Linked DNA regions of Homo sapiens: region 2 is linked to region 1. A link is an interaction called in ENCODE POLR2A ChIA-PET data of the cell type or tissue named here. Cell type or tissue: K562. All regions are shown on one strand. Links, peaks and the distances in the headings refer to the core of each region. The heading gives the core; the rest is flanking DNA.

What was found. ChIA-PET counts read pairs that join two places held together with the same protein. Peaks named below come from ENCODE experiments on the same cell type or tissue, not always from the same donor. Only the 100,000 strongest peaks of a DNase experiment are listed, where the experiment ranks them.
Region 2: POLR2A ChIA-PET joins it to region 1 with 5 read pairs; 2 of 35 experiments call an interaction of 5 or more read pairs at or near these places.

The regions. Positions count from the first base shown.
Region 1 is chr20:33,740,324-33,748,965 of GRCh38, reverse strand. It overlaps ZNF341 (zinc finger protein 341), which reads right to left. Exons shown (of 15, transcript NM_001282933.2): 2 at 7,954-8,064; 3 at 3,667-3,863; 4 at 1-43. Among named protein-coding and RNA genes, the nearest start is that of ZNF341, 13 kb to the right of the region's middle. In K562, for the core only: no CTCF peak of the experiment used is centred there; a DNase peak (open chromatin) is centred at 5,065.
Region 2 is chr20:34,250,935-34,259,576 of GRCh38, reverse strand. The region is part of intron 1 of ASIP (agouti signaling protein); the gene reads right to left. It also overlaps a transcript of AHCY not described here. Among named protein-coding and RNA genes, the nearest start is that of ASIP, 14 kb to the right of the region's middle. RefSeq lists an enhancer at 3,509-3,688. In K562, for the core only: a CTCF peak has its summit at 3,817 (motif pointing left); a DNase peak (open chromatin) is centred at 3,788.

The DNA.
Region 1 (8,642 bases), core at 255-8,254:
TCTGGATCAGTGGGGACGGGGGCACTGTGATGTATGTGGAGATCTGGACAGTGGGAGAGAGAGAATGAGTGAGACGGAGAGAGACAGAGTGTGTGTGTGCTCATGTGTGCGTGTGTGCATGTGTGGACATGTCAGGCTCTGTAAGTAAGCCGAGGGCATGGCACAAAAGATCCAGGTTCTGGAATCCCACAGACGTGGATTCCATTTCTACCTCTGCTGCTCCCTGCTGTGTGACCCTGGGCAAGTCACTCTACCTCTCTGTGCCTCCATTTAATCATCTACTGAATGAGGATGATAAGACTGGGCACGGTGGCTCACAACTATAATCCCAGCATTTTGGGAGGCTGAGGCAGGTGAATCACTTGAACCCAGGAGTTCAAGACCAGCCTGGGCAACATGGTGAAACCCTGTCTCTACAAGAAAAATACAAAAATTAGCCGGTGTGGTTTTGCACGCAGCTGGTGTGGTTTTAGAGACTCTGTCTCTAAAAACAAACAAACAAAAACGGAATGAAAGAAAAAACAAATGAGGAGAATAACTCACATCCCTCTGCAAAGTACATACCCTATGACTCAGTAATAATACTTCCTTGTATCAGCCAGGCATGGTGGCTCACGCCTGTAATCCCAGCACTTTGGGAGGCTGAGGCGGGCAGATCACGAGGTCAAGAGATCGAGACCATCCTGGCCAACGTGGTGAAACCCCATCTCTACTAAAAATACAAAAAGTAGCTAGGCGTGGTAGTGCGCGCCTGTAGTCCCAGCTACTCAGGAGGCTGAGGCAGGAGAACCGCTTGAACCTGGGAGATGGAGGTTGCAGTGAGCTGAGATCGTGCCACTGCACTCCAGCCTGGCGACAGAGTGAGACTCCATCTCAAGAGAAAAAAAAATACTTCCTTGTATCTATGCTAGAGAAACACTGAACACATGTCCACATGAAGTCCACAAGTATCTTAGGTCAAGAAGAATATCTGGTGTGGCACGGTGGCTCATGCCTGTAATTCCAGCACTTTGGGAGGCCAAGACAGGCGGATCACTTGAGGTCAGGAGTTCGAGACCAGCCTGGCCAACAGTGAAACCCCATCTCCAATAAAAATACAAAAATTAGCTGGGCATGGTGGCGGGTGTCTGTAGTCCCAGCTACTCAGGAGGCTGAGGCAGGAGAATCACTTGAACCTGGCAGATGGAGGTTGCAGTGAGCCAAGGCCAGCCTGAGCGACAGTAAGACCTTGTCTCAAAAAAAAAAAAAAAAAGGTAAGAGATGGTGAGGGGAATATTTTCTACTAGCAAAACTCACAGTCAAGCAGTGAGAAAAATGACTGTGTTTTTTTTTTTTTTTTTTTTTTTTTTTTGAGACGGAGTCTCGCTCTGTCGCCCAGGCTGGAGTGCAGTGGCGGGACCTCGGCTCACTGCAAGCTCCGCCTCCCGGGTCCACGCCATTCTCCTGCCTCAGCCTCCCAAGTAGCTGGGACTACAGGCGCCCGCCACTACGCCCGGCTAATTTTTTGTATTTTTAGTAGAGACGGGGTTTCACCGTTTTAGCCGGGATGGTCTCGATCTCCTGACCTCGTGATCCGCCCGCCTCGGCCTCCCAAAGTGCTGGGATTACAGGCGTGAGCCACCGCGCCCGGCCAAAATGACTGTTTTATGCCAGAAGATGCCTGTTTCAGTCTATATGTCCTATGGGTCTGGGGTGAATGCTTTCATAGTGATGGCAGAAATGACACCTATACAATGAATGAAGATAATGTTCTAAAGGGATAAGGAAAGAAAAGGAAGCCAGTTGAAAATCTGACCCCTTGACCTGGCATCCTGAGATATGCCCAGCCTCCTTTATGAGGGATCCTTTAGTCTTTCTATGAGCCCCCTATCCAGGGTGTCTTTGCTCCAGAACCGTGTTTTCGGCTGAGGACTCTGGAAGCTTCCCCAGATGCCTCCAGCCTTGTCCTCTGCTCTGGCCTCCGGACTTGGAAATCTACATTGTCTACTTTGTCACTGCCTCCGTTTAAAGGTTGGCAGGCATCTCAACTTCAACGTGCCCAGCTGAACTCCTGACATCCCCCCAAAACCTTCTCCTCACAGCCTCCTCCCTTCAGCTAGTGGCAACTCTAAATCAGGAGTCCTCTGTGACCCTTCTTGATCTCACACTCCTCACCCAATCAATTCACAAGTTCTATCAGCAACACCTTCAAAGTATTTCTAAAATCTCACACTTTCTCACCACCTCCACTGCCAACATGCTGGTCAAGCTACCCGCATCCACTGCCTGGATTTGCACTACAGTCCCTCAACGGGTCTCCTGGCTTTCTCTCTCACCCTCCCTCAAAACCTATTCTCTGTCCAGCAGCCAGAGTGACCTGATAAAAGTCACTATGTCCCTCCTCTGCTTGACAGCCTCCAATGGCTCCCATGTCATTCTCAGTAAAAGCCCCAGCGGCTGGGTGTGGTGGCTCACACTTGTTATCCTGGCACTTTGGGCGGCCGAGGCGGGGAGATCACAAGGTCAGGAGATCGAGAATATCTTGGCCAACATGGTGAAACCCCATCTCTACTAAAAATACAAAAATCAGCTGGGCGTGGTGGTGCGCGCCTGTAGTCCCAGCTACTCTGGAGGCTGAGGCAGGAGAATCACTTGAACCCAGGAGGCGGAGGTTGCAGTGAGCCGAGATCCTGCCACTGCACTCCATCCTGGGCAACAAGAGTGAAACTCCGTCTCAAAAAAAAAAAAAAAAAAAAAAGGCCGGGCGCGGTGGCTCACGCCTGTAATCCCAGCACTTTGGGAGGCCGAGGCGGGCAGATCACGAGGTCAGGAGATTGAGACCATCCTGGCTAACATGGTGAAACCCCGTCTCTACTAAAAATACAAAAATCAGCCTGGTGTGGTGGCGGGCACCTGTAGTCCCAGCTACTTGGGAGGCTGAGGCAGGAGAATGGCGTGAACCCAGGAGGCGGAGCTTGCGGTGAGCCGAGATGGCGCCACTGCACTCCAGCCTGGGCAACAGAGCAAGACTCCGTCTCAAAAAAAAAAAAAAAAAAAGGCCCAGACCCTACACGATCTGCCAAGACCCTCCTGCTGCCTCTCCTAGCACCTCCCACCTTCCTACTTACTCAGTCCCAGCCACTCTCACCTCCTTATAGTTCTGGAACAAACCCAGCACACTCCTGCCTCAAGGCCTCTGCATCTGCTGATCCCTGCACCTGGCTCCTGCTTCCTTCCCCAAACCAGCCGCATAACTCATTCCCACACCTCCTTAGGTCTATCTGGTATGTTCTTCCTACTTATTTAAGTAACTGCGGAAATTATATAGTACTATTGTTTCAGATTTTAAAAATAATAATATATTATCTACTTATTATTCTACAATTTGATTTTTCATACAAAACCTTTTACCTGCTATATAGTATTCTTCCTGGTCACCTCTTCACAGAGCTCTTCCCCAAGCACGATAGACAATATGGCAAAACCTCCCATCCCCGTCTGGCATCCCCTATCTCTCCGCATTTAACATGCTGAAAACAGTACATGTGCACCATCCATCTCGCCCCACTCCACAAGGGCAGGGACTTGGTCTGTCTTATCCATTGCTATAGCCCCAGTGCCCAGCACAGTGCCTGAGCATGTTAGGCCCTCAAAAAAGACATGTTGAATGAATAAATGAACAAATACCTGGCGATTGGCAGGAGTTGGGGCCTGCTGGACCGCTGTGGGTGCTGCCGAAGGTGGGTAGATGCTGTTGGTGGCCAGTGAGACTGTGGCCAGGGCGGGGGCATTCCCCTGGCACTGTTCCCGCTTGTGGGTCATAAACGCTGGCAGCGAGTTGAATTGCTTCTTACACTTCCCGCAGAGAAATACATCCTCGTCATCTGGGGTCATACCCGCAGAGTAGTGGGAAGAGGCCACAGATGAAGGTAAAGTAATGAAAAAAAAGCAAGACTATGTCAAGGGGCATCACAGTATGAGACAGGAGAACTGCAGCTGACCACAAGCAGCAATCTGGGGGGCATGCTGCGACTTGACATGCAGGTGTCAGCCATCAACTATGTGCTTCCTGGGAGTTTTCGAAGCCACACAGGTGGCCAGGCACAGTGGCTCATGCCTGTAATCCCAGCACTTTGCGAGGCCTTGGAGGGTGGATCACCTGAGGTCAGGAGTTCAAGATCAGCCTGGACAACATGGCGAAACCCCATCTCCACTAAAAATACAAAAATTAGCTGGGCATGGTGGTGCGCGCCTATAGTCCCAGCTACTCGGGAGGCTGAGGCAGGAGAATTGCTTGAACCCAGGAGGCAGAGGTTGCAGTGAGCCCAGATCGTGCCACTGCACTCCAGCCTGGGCAACAGAGCGAGACTCCATCTCAAAAAAAAGAAAAAAAACCACACAGTTTCCTGCAGGGATAGCCATATGTGGCCAGGTACCAATTAATTAGAAATCAAAAAACAGTAAAGTATGTTCACTACAAAGTTGAGAACTCCAGAACCTTTATCCTGTCTGAATTTATTCATCAGTCCCCAAATGAGCCACCTGATCATACTCCTCCCATGCCTTTGCATCCACCGTTCGCCCTGCCAGGCTGCCTCTCTGAGGACAACTTGTTCTGCAAGCCTCAGCTTGACTGTCACCTCTTCCAAGAAGTCTTTTTTTCTTTTTCTTTCCTTTTCTTTTCTTTTTTTTTTTTTCTTTCTGAGAGAGAGTTTCACTCTTGCTGCCCAGGCTGGGGTGCAGTGGCACAATCTCAGCTCTCTGCAACCTCTGCCTCCCATATTCATGCGATTCTCCTGCCTCAGCCACCCCAGTAGCTGGGATTACAGGCATGCGCCACCACGCCCGGCTAATTTTTGTATTTTTAGTAGAGACGGGGTTTCACCACGTTGACCAGGCTGGTCTCGAACTTCCTGACCTCAAGGGATCCACTCACCTCAGCCTCCCAAAGTGCTGGGATTACAGGCGTGAGCCACTGCACCGACCTCTCCAGGAAGTTTTTCTAAAGCCAGCGGCTATAGTTCCTTCCTCTGGCACACCTATCATATAACAGTTTTCTTATCAACACCAGACTGTGAGTCCCCTAAGGGAAGGACATGTGTCTTATTTATCACCATAACTACAATATCTCCTGGACACAGAGGAGGTTCTCAATGGACGTTTGTTGAATGAATGAAAAACTAAATGAATGATTAACTACAGTTAACACCATCCATTGCTGAGGGCCTACCACAGCTATGCGCTCACTGTGTCAAGCACCCAACATGTGGTAGCAGAAATGTCTAATTGTTATTCAATTCTAATTGTATCCTTTTTTATTTATTTATTTTTTTAAGAGACGGGTTGCCAGGCGAGGTGGCTCACTCACACCTGTAATCCTAGCACTTTGGGAGGCCAAGGTGGGTGGATCACTTGAGGTCAGGAATTCATGACCAGCCTGGCCAACATGGTGAAACCCCAGCTCTCCTAAAAATACAAAATTAGCTGGGCATGATGGTGCATGCCTGTAATCTCAGCTACTCAGGAGGCTGAGGCAGGAGAATTGCTTAAACCCAGGAGGTGGAGGTTGCAGTGAGCGAGATCACACCACTGCACTCCAGCCTGGGCAACAGAGCAAGACTCTGTCTCAAAAAAAAAAAAAAAAAAAAAAATTGGGCAGGGTGCGGTGGCTCACGCCTGTAATCCCAGCAGTTTGTGAGGCTGAGGCAGGCGGATCACCTGAGGGTCACGAGTTCGAGACCAGCCTGGCCAACATGGCGAAACCCCGTCTCTACCAAAAATACAAAAATTAGCCGGGTGTGGTGGCAGGTGCCTGTAGTCCCAGCTACTCAGGAGGCTGAAGCAGGAGAATCACTTGAACCCAGGAGACAGAGGTAGCAGTAAGCCAAGATCATGCCATTGCACTCCAGCCTGGGCAACATGAGCAAAACTCCGTCTCAAAAAAAAAAAAAAAAAGAGAGAGACAGGGTCCTGTTGTGTTGCCCAGGCTGCAGCACAGTGGCTATTCACAGGCATGATCATAGTGCACACCACTCTCAACTCGTATCCTTCTTATACAATAATACAAATTTCAGTGGGAAACATGGCTTCATAGTTAAATAATATATTTCCCAGGCTTCTCTGCAGCTAGGAATGTCATGTGACAGAATTCTCACCAATGGGACAACAATAGAACTGTACCGTATCTGCAACTTCCTCATAAAAGGAAAAGGAAAGGGCATGGACAGGGCACTGTGGCTCATGCCTGCAATCCCAGTACATTGGCAGGCTGAGGTGGGAGGATTGCTTGAGCTCAGGAGTTCAAGACCAGCCTGGGCAGCACAGAGAGACCCTATCTCTATTTTTTTTTTTTAATTAAAGAGAAGTTTTTTGGCCAGGCATGGTGGTTCACGCCTGTAATCTCTGCACTTTGGGAAGCTGAAGTGGGTGGATCACCTGAGGTCAGGAGTTCGAGACCAGCCAGGCCAACATGATGAAATCCTGTCTCGACTTGGCCGGGCGGTGTGGCTCACGCCTGCAATCCCAGCACTTTGGGAGGCCGAGGCGGGTGATCATGAGGTCAGGGGGTTTGAGACCAGCCTGACCAACGTGGTGAAACCCCATCTCTACTAAAAATACAAAAATTAGCTGGGCATGGTGGCGGGCACCTGTAATCCCAGCTACTCAGGAGGCTGAGGCAGGAGGATTGCTTGAACCCGGGAGGCGGAGGTTGCAGTGAGCCGAGATCGCGCCACTGCACTCCAGCCTGGGCGACAGAGCAAGACTCCATCTCAAAAACAAAACAAAACGAAAGGGTATGAATTCCACTTCCCTCTTTCTTCCCTTCATGTTGGCTGGAATGTGCCAATCAAAGTGGGAGCTAGAGCAGCCATCCCGGGCTGCAGCTCGAGGGCAGTAGAGCCACAGGAAAGAAGGAGTCTGAGTCTCACCATGCCCACCCCAAATGCCCAAATGCCCATCAGGACTTCGCGTAACACAGAAACAAACTTTAATCTTGTAGAAACCATGGTAAACTTCAACAGCTAGAACCAAATCCCAAGTACTCTCATAAGATTCCTATGAGGCAGAACAATTGTCCCTATTTTACAGGTGTAGGAACTGAACCACAGAGAAATTCACTCACTTGCCCACGGTCACAGAGCTAAGAACTATAAGAACAATAATTCAAACCCAGCCATTTATCTCCCTGCCCCTAGTGTGATTCCCAAGTACACAAAAATGTTTGTGGAATGAATAAATGAACACAGTCTCACATAGAAACTTCCAAAAGAAGGCCCTTACAGGCCAGGTGCAGTGGCTCATGCAGGTAATCCCAGCACTTTAGGAGGCTGAGGTGAGCAGATCACCTTAGGTCAGGCGTTTGAGACCAGCCTGGCCAACATGGTGAAACCCCATCTCTATTAAAAATACAAAAAATTAGCCAGGCGTGGTGGCGCACGCCTGTAATCCCAGCTACGCAGGAGGCTGAGGTATGAGAATTGCTTGAACCTAGGAGGTGGAGGTTGCAGTGAGCCAAGATCGTGCCCTGCACTCCAGCCTGGAGGACAGAGTAACACTCTGTCTCAAAAAGAAAAAAAAGAAAAAAAAAAAAAAGAAGACCCTTACAGGCCTGGCCCAGTAAACAGGAGCAATTCATGCTCAGCCTATTCTTTCCACAGAAGGGAGGCTGAATAATCACTTCCAGGGCAAAGGCACAGGCATTGTTGTCAGGCATTGGGGCCCTTAGCCATTCCCTGCATCTTGATCCCATCTCCCCACATTTACTAAGCAATTGAGAGCAGTGTCCTCAGAGCTAAGCAGAGAAAGCCGTGAGCCCAAAGATCCCGGCTGGGAGGCGGGGGAGAGGGTTCAGACACCAGAGCATGTCCTGGGGACCACAGCAAGCATTTCACTCCCACAGCCCAGCACAAGCTCCACCTACTCTTCGCGGGGAGCCATTCACTCTCCCACCGGTGAACCTGAGCAGATACTCACCCAATGGCTGGATAGCAGGGGGCGCATTGACACTCTGGCCTGTCGGATCAGGGACTGCTCCTTGGCCATCCAATAATGACTGGACAGCCAGAACGGTCTGATTGTCCATTCCTGAAAAAAGAAGTGCAGCCTCTTTGGAAGGTAGGCCCAGCATCATGCTCTGACATCACCCTTACAAGCCAGACCCAGGCAAAACCCCTGTGGCGGCTGGGTACGGTGGCTCAGACCTGTAATCCCAGCACCATGGGAGGCTAAGGTGGGAGATCGCTTGAGCCCAGGAGTTTAAGACCATTCTAGGCAGCAACATAGTGAGACTCCACCTCTACAAAAAAATACAAAATTTAGGTAGGCTTGGTGGTGCATGCCTGTGGTCCCAGCTACTAGGGAGGCTGAGGCGGGAGGACTGCTTGAGCCTGGATGGTCAAGGGTACAGTGAGCCATGATCATATCACCTCACTCCACTGTACTTGCTCTTGACAGAGCAAGACCCTGTCTCAAGCAAGACAAAACCCCATGGCAAGGATGGCCGGCTATGCCCCAATATACATTCTCTTCTATTTCCATTGTGAGAGAGCCCAAGATTTTGGGCTGCAAAGATGGCCCCCAAATAAAGGTTACACTTCCCAGGCTCTCTTACAGTTAGGGAATGACTAAGTTCTGGCCAAAGGAATGTAAATGTGCTATGTGGC
Region 2 (8,642 bases), core at 457-8,456, 510 kb before region 1:
ACAGGATTTTACCACATTGGCCAGACTAAGCATTTTATATTTTCTAACTCTTTTTATTTTTTTTGAGACAGAGTCTTGCTCTGTCAGCTAGGCTGGAGTGCAGTGGCACGATCTTGGCTCACTGCAACCTCCTCCTCCCAGGTTCAAGAGATTCTCGTGCCTCAGCCTCCAGAGTAGCTGGGATTACAGGTGCCCACCACCACACCTGGCTAATTTTTGTATTTTTAGTAAAGACGGGATTTCACCATGTTGGCCAGGCTGGTCTCGAACTCTTGTCCTCAAGTGATCCGCCAGCCACTGCCACTGCACCTGGCCTATATTTTCTAACTCAAGCTCATATAGTTTTTTTCTGTTGTCATTGTTTGTTTTGAGACAGAGTCTCACTGTCACCCAGGCTGGAGTGCAGTGGCACAATCTTGGGCCACTGCAGTCTCAACCTCCCAGGCTCAAGCCATCCTCCCACCTCATCCTCCTGAGTAGCTGGCACTACAGGCATGTGCAAACACACCTGGCTAATTTAAAAAAAAATTTTTTTTTGTAGGGATGAAGGCTCACTCTATTACCCAGGTTGGTCTTGAACTCCTGGGCTCAAGTGATCCTCCCACCTAAGCCTCCCAAAGTGAGCCACCACTCAGCCATATTTGTTCATTTGTGTGTATGTGTGTATATATATATACACTATATATATAATACTATATATATAGTATTATATATATCATATATTATATATACACTATATATATAATACTATATATAGTATTATATATATCATATATTATATATACACTATATATATACTATATATATTATATATATCATATATTATATATAGTATATATATACTATATATATTTTATAATATATATAATATATATATATAGTATGTATATATATATATATATGGCATCCCCCTTCTAAGATATTAACTCCTCAATGACAGGGGCTCTCCACCATGATTTCCAGCTTTATATTTTCTCACAGGAAGTAATAAATTCCATCCAAGCTTGGCTACTTCCTGGTCCCCATATGATGCTTGTCCTTTCCCACTGATCGCAGTGCTTAGCTTGCTATACAAACATTTATTTACTTATCATTTGTTAATGGTCATCAAAGCCCAAATGAGTGACTACAGTACTTATTTGCCCTTCTCACATTTCATATGGCATTTATCCAGTCTGGAGATAAGAATGGTTTTTACATTTTTAAATGATTCTATTAAAAAAAAAAAAAGAATATCCAACGGAGACCCTATGTGTTCCACAAAGCATAAAATATTTATTATCTGGCCTTTTACAGAAAAAGTTTGCCAACTCCGTCTAGATTGTAAGAATCATGATGGATTGGAATAAGAACATCATGTTTGCTCCATCAATATCTACTAACCGATGGAGCACTTAACTATTTCTTTTCTTTCTTTCTCTCTTTTTTTTTTTAAGATGGAATCTCACTCTGTTGCCCAGGATGGAGTGCAGTGGTGCGATCTTGGCTTACTGCAACCTCTGCCTCCCGGATTCAAGCAATTCTCCTGCCTCAGCCTCCTGAGTAGCTGGGACTACAGGTGCTTGCCACCACGCCCAGCTAATTTTTGTATTTTTTGTAGAGACAAGGTTTCACCATGTTGGCCAAGCTGATCTCAAACTCCTGACCTCAAGTGATCTGCCTGCCTTGGCTTCCCAAAGTGCTGGGGTTACAGGTGTGAGCCACCGCACCCAGCCCAACTATTTCTTCAGGAAAAGATATTGATGACCTTTATTAAAAGGCTAATGTGCCAATAATATTTCTCATTAATTTATCAGACTTCAGATTTGTTTTAGTACAGGACTGGGTCCTAATGAGACAAGAGCTAGGACTGGTAAACTTGGATTGTGGAGGCAGAGGAAAAATTACATCATGAATAGTTATCATAATGTTTTGAAACTTATTATTATATCATGCTGTCTAGAATTCATAAAGATTCAATACAGTAACATTTGGAATAGAAATATGAAATATTTGTAAACTAGATAATATTTTAGTTACATAAAATTAAATATATATTTAAAATTTTTATTCTGTATCATTGATCTCTTCCAAAAGCAATATTGTTTTTAATTTTTAGCTTCTGATTGTTGCTAAAAAGACCATTTTTCAAATAACAGCATCTAGCTTTAATGGGTATTAATTAGGAAGGCAAATTAGAAATAAATTCAACCCGGCTGGGCTGGTGGCTCACGCCTATAATCCCAGCACTTTGGGAGGCTGAAGCGAATGGATCACTTGGGGTCAGGAGTTCGACCTGGCCAACATGGTGAAACCCCGTTTCTACTAAAAATACAAAAATTAACCAGGTGGTGGCCTCCTGAGTAGATGCCTATAAATCCACCTACTCAGGAGGCTGAGGCAGGAGAATCGCCTGAACCCAGGGGGAGGAAGTTGCAGTGAGCTGAGATCGTACCACTTCACTCCAGCCTGGGTGAAAGAGGGAAACTGTCTCAAAAAACAAAAAACAAAAAACAAAAAAAAAAAAGAGAAAGAAAGAGAGAGAGAAAGAAAGAAAAAGAAAGAAAGAAATTCAACTTTAAAAAACAAGGAAAGTAAAGGATGGAGATGTGGTGGAATGTGGTGGGAAGCTCTGATTAACAAAAGGCTCTTAGCAGGGAGTGGCGGCACAAGACTGTGTTCCCAGCTACTCGGGTGGCTGAGGTGGGAGAATCACCTGACCCCAGGAAGTTGAGGCTACAGTGAGCTGTGATTGTACCACTGCACTGTTACCCAGCCTGGGCAACACAGTGAGACTCTATCTCAAAAACAAAAACAAATGAGCTCGATTAAGGCAAGTTACAAGAGGCATGTTATAAATTAGGAGGCGGTACGTGTAGTTATTTTGTGTCTTTGGGTTTTCCTTACCATAAATAATATACTCATGGGCCAAAAACTGTAATGGGAATTTCTACAAAGAAGTGAGAGTGGCCGGAAAATCTGAGCTAGAAAAAGAGGCCAGGCATGGTGGCTCACGCCTATAATCCCAGCACTGGAGGAAGCCACAGGAGGAGGATTCCTTGATCTTAGGAATTTGAGACCAGCCTGGCAACATAGAGAGACCTCATCTCTACAAAAAATTTTTAAAAAATTAGCCGGGTGTTATCGGGTCCAGCCCTACTGGGTCTGTGGGTTTTTTCTCCTCATGTGTGGAGACGAGAGATCGTAGAAATAAAGACACAAGACAAAGAGACAGAATAAAATACAGCTGGGTCCGGGGGACCACTACCACCAAGGCACAGAGACCAGTAATGGCCCCGAATGCCTGGCTGTGCTGTTATTTATTGGATACAAGACAAGGGGGCAGGGTAAGGAGTGTGAGCCATCTCCAGTGATAGATAAGGTTACACAAGTCACGTGTCCACCAGACAGGAGGCCCTTCCCTGTTTGGCAGCCGAGGCGGAGAGAGAGGACAGTTTATGCCATTATTTCTTCTATGCATTTCAAAGACTTTAGTACTTTTACTAATTCTGCTACCACTCTCTAGAAGGCGGAGCCAGGTGTACGGGGTGGAACATGAAAGCGGACCAGGAGCGTGACCGCTGAAGCACAGCATCACAGGGAGATGGTCAGGCCTCTGGAGGCTGCGGGTGGGCCTGACTGATGTCAGGCCTTCCACAAGAGGTGGTGGAGCAGAGTCTTCTCTAACTCCCCCGGGGAAAGGGAGACTCCCTTTCTCGGTCTGCTAAGTAACCGGTGCCTTCCCGAGCACTGATGCTACCACTAGACCAAGGTCCACTAGGTAATGGGTGCCTTCCCAGGTGCTGGCATTACTGCTAGACCAGGAAGCCCTCTAGTGGCCCTGTCCGGGCGTAACAGAGGGCTCACACTCTTGTCTTCTGGTCACTTGCTCACCGTGTCCCTTCAGCTCCTATCTCTGTATGGCCTGGTTTTTCCTAGGTTATAATTGTAGAACAAAGATTATTATAATATTGGAATAAAGAGTAATGCTACAAACTAATGATTAATGATATTCATATATAATCACATCTATAATCTATTTCTAGTATAACTATTCTTATTCTATATATTTTCTTTATTATACTGGAGCAGCTTGTGCCCTCGGTCTCTTGCCTTGGCACCTGCGTGGCTTGCCACCCACAGGTGTGATAGTACACACCTGTGGTCCCAGCCTCTTGGGAGGGTGAGGTGGGAGGGAGGATTGCTTGAACCTGGGAGGTTGAGGCTCCAGTGAGCTGTGATCATACCAAAAAAGAAAAGAAAGGAAGAAAGAAAAAGGTGGCAGGAGTTTGGGGAAGATTAAGTTAGACCCAGGAACAGGATTGAGAACGAGGGGGCTGAATCAACAGTCCAGTTCAATATTCACAAATCCAAGGGGTAGTGGGACAGCTCATGACCAGAGGCCAATATCCATGGGACTGGATGTCCATGGACTGGCCAAAGTCCACAGTGATCACTTGCTCTGAACACTTCATAATGTAGGTACAAGCTCAGTTCACCATCAGAGCAGCCATAAGCCTAATGTAAACACTATTCACTGCACAATGGGTAGGCAGGAGATCTCACCAGGTCAAATCCCCAGCCTAACTCAGGAAAAGTGAATCCTAGGGGTTAGTTTAAGACAAACAGACCAACCCCCGGCAAAACAGTTCTCCTGGTAGAACCATACAGTTGGACTGAGTCTTGGATTGGTAAAGTCTCAGTGGAGTAAATCTTATTTGGGTATAATAGGGAGAAAGTTAAAGACCAGTATTCCTTACCTCAATTCTGGAGGGATATGTATATTCTAAATGTAATACAGGTCCATAATGTTTAGTTGTATTAGGATTCTTGGGGTCAGATGTTTTTTAGAATTCAGAACTTTGTGAACGTTAGAAAAATAGTATCATCCATATATTATGTTAAACCACATATAAGGGGTCTGGGAGAACCCTATAATGAAAATATTAATGCTTCTATAGCAAAAAGGCATGGATCTTCATAATAGGCAGGATGAATACAGACTATGAATTGATTCACATCAATTCGGGACGGGTTTTGTTGCCAAATGTCTTCAGGTAAGTTCAGATTTTGCTGCCAAATGAGTTGCCAAAGGGGGAACAAAACCTTATACTTTTCAGGGTGTTGGGATTTTGCAATTACAGGTAAACGTTTTTGGATCTGTACAGACCTTGTTGCTGTTATTACTCATTAGAGAAACACACTCCCTGCTATTAATACAGGACAATAATGCTAGGCCGGGCCCTGTGGCTCACGCCTATAATCCCAGCACTTTGGGAGGCCAAGGCAGGTGGATCACCTGAGGTCAGGAGTTCGAGACCAGCCTGACCAACATGGTGATAGCTCGTCTCTACTAAAAATACAAAAATTAGCTGGGTGTGGTGGCGCATGCCTGTAATCCCAACTACTTGGGAGGCTGAGGTAGAAGCATCACTTGAATCCAGGAGGCAGAGGTTGCAGTGAGCAAAGATTGTGCCACTGCACTGCAGGCTGGGTGACAGAGTAAGACTCTGTCTCAAAAAAAAAACGAAACAAAACAAAACAAAAAAACAGGACAATAATGCTGACAGCAATGAGTAGCTGTGTAACTGGGTTTCTCAACTGTCTTTCCACTCTGCAATGATGAAGACTGTTATTTGATGTGTGATATCTCTGATGACAGTTCTCCTTTTAAATTCATCATCTGTATTTAGGACTTAAGATGAGTTTCTCTTCAGCATGGTGGATAAAAAGAAGGATCCAGACACACGAGTCAGATCACTTGGATGAACCTGTCATTTAAATGGCTGCCTGACCCTAGGTCCACCTAGGTCTCAGCTTTCTCAGTTTTAAGGGCCCGGCACTCACGCCTATAAGCCCAGCACTTTGGGAAGCTGAGGTGGGTGCATCACTTGAGGCCAGGAGTTTGAGACCAGCATGGCCAACATGGTGAAACCCGTCTCTACTAAAAATACAAAAATTAGCCAGGCTTGGTGGTGCATGCCTATAATCCCAGCTACTTGGGAGGCTGAAGCAGAAGAATCGCTTGAACCGGGAGGCGGAGGTTGCAGTGAGCTGAGATTGTGCCATTGCACTCCGGCCTGGGCAACGGAGCAAGACTCTGTCTCTAAAAAATAAATAAATAAATAAATAAATAAATAAATAAATAAAATAAAATAAAAATAAGAGCGTAGGGAAAAGAAAGAGAGATCAGGCTGGGCGCGGTGGCTCACGCCCGTAATCCCAGCACTTTGGGAGGCTGAGGCAGGCGGATCATGAGGTCAGGAGATCAAGACCATCCTGGCTAACATGGTGAAACCCCGTCTCTACTAAAAATACAAAAAAATTAGGCGGGCGTGGTGGCAGACACCTGTAGTCCCAGCTACTCGGGAGGCTGAGGCAGGAGAATGGTGTGAACCCAAGAGGCAGAGCTTGCAGTGAGCTGAGTGAGCCACTGCACTCCAGCCTGGGCAACAGAGCGAGACTTCGTCTAAAAAAAAAATAAAAAAAAAAGAAAGAGAGATCAGGTTGTTACTGTGTCTATGTAGAAAAGGAAGACATAAAAAACTCCATTTTGATCTGTACTAAGAAAAATTGTTTCTGCTTTGAGATGCTGTTAACCTGTAACTTTAGTCCCAACCCTGTGCTCACAGAAACATGTGCTGTATTGAATCAAAGTTTAATGGATTTAGGGCTGTGCAGGATGTGCCTTGTTAACATGTTTGCAGGCAGTATGCCTGGTAAAAGTCATCGCCATTCTCCATTCTCGATTAACCAGGGACACAATGCACTGGACACAATGTCCGCAGGGACCTCTGCCCAAGAAAGCCTGGGTATTGTCCAAGGTTTCCCCCCACTGAGACAGCCTGAGATATGGCCTCGTGGGAAAGGAAAGACCTTACCATCCCCCAACCCGACACCCATAAAGGGTCTGTGCTGAGGGGGAGTAGTGAAAGAGGGAGGCCTCTTTGCAGTTGAGATAAGAGGAAGGCATCTGTCTCCTGCTCCTCCCTGGGAATGGAATGTCTCAGTGTACAGCCGACCATTCCCATTCATTTTATTCTAAGATAGGAGAAAATAGGAGAAAACCGCCCTGTGGCTAGAGGGGAGATATACTGACAACAATACTGCTCTGTTACTCTTTGCTACACTGAGATGTTTGGGTAAAGAAAAACATAAATCTAGCCTACGTGCACATCCAGGCACAGTACCTTTCCTTGAACTTACTCATGATACTAATTCCTTTGCTCACATGTTTCCCTGCTGACCTTCTCCCCACCTGTTGCCCTGCTACACTCCCCTCACTAAAATAGTAAAAATAATAATCAATAAATACTGAGGGAACTCAGAGACTGGCACCAGTGCGGGTCCTCTGTATACTGAGCACCGGTCTCCTGGGCCCACTGTTCTTTCTCTATACTTTGTCTCTGTGTCTTATTTCTTTTCTCAGTCTCTCGTCCCACCTGATGAGAAATACCCACAGGTGTGGAGGGGCAGGCCCCCTTCATAAGAGGATAGGACTATATGACTCACTATAGAGTCTGAGGCACAGAGTGGAAACTTGACAAAAATTTGTTATATGAATGAAAGAATCTACCTTCTATCCTTAATTCTATGAATCCTGTCTTAGTCTGTTTAGGTGACTATAACAAAATATCATAGACTGGGTGGTTTCTAAACAACGGAAATTTATTTCTCATGGTTCTGGAGGCTGGGAAGTCCAAGATCAAGGTGCAGGCAGATTCGATATCTAGTGAGGGCCTATTTCTTCATAGACAGCCATCATCTCTCTAATCTCACAAGGTGGAAGGGCTTTCCCTTGGGCCTCTTTTGTAAAGGCACTAGTCTCATTCATGAGGGCTCTGCCACCATGACCTAGTCACCTCCAAAAGGCCCCACCTCCTTACACTATAACCTTGGCAGTGAGGATTTCAACATCTGAATCTGAGAGGGCATAAACATTCAGAACATAGCAAATTCCTCATTTCCAATTCTTGCCTCCCTGTCATTGTGCCACTGGGCAGCTTAAATAGTTACACAGAGAAGGTCAGGCGCGGTGGCTCATGCCTGTAATCCCAGCACTTTGGGAGGCCGAGGCGGACGGATCACGAGGTCAGGAGATCAAGACCATCCTGGCTAACACGGTAAAACCCCGTCTCTATTAAAAAATACAAAAAAAAATCAGCCGGGCGTGGTGGCGGGCACCTGTAGTCCCAGCTACCTGGGAGGCTGAGGCAGGAGAATGGTGTGAACCGGGGAGGTGGAGGTTGCAGTGAGCCGACATCACGCCACTGCACTCCAGCCTGGGCGACGGAGCGAGACTCTGTCTCAAAAAAAAAAAAAGTTACACAGAGAAAGATTTATAAGGGTCACTTATTATGTTTCCTTAAGAGCTGAAGAATTTACAAATGCATAAGTGTGACTGAATCTGACTAAGTTGTGGAAAAGAGGGCATGGAAAGTCATGGAAAGTTTGTACAAGCCCACTGCAATTGTATTAATAGCAGTGAGTGTGTTCCTCATGAGTAGTAACAGCAATGAGGGTTTGTACAGGTCCAGTGCAATTGGTTGATGTAACCCAGGAGTCTTGTTGACGTGCGTGCACACATGTATGCTAATGTGCAAGATCTCTGCTTGAGGGAATATAAGAGACAACAGTGTTGAGATCATCCCTGAGTAGGGTAC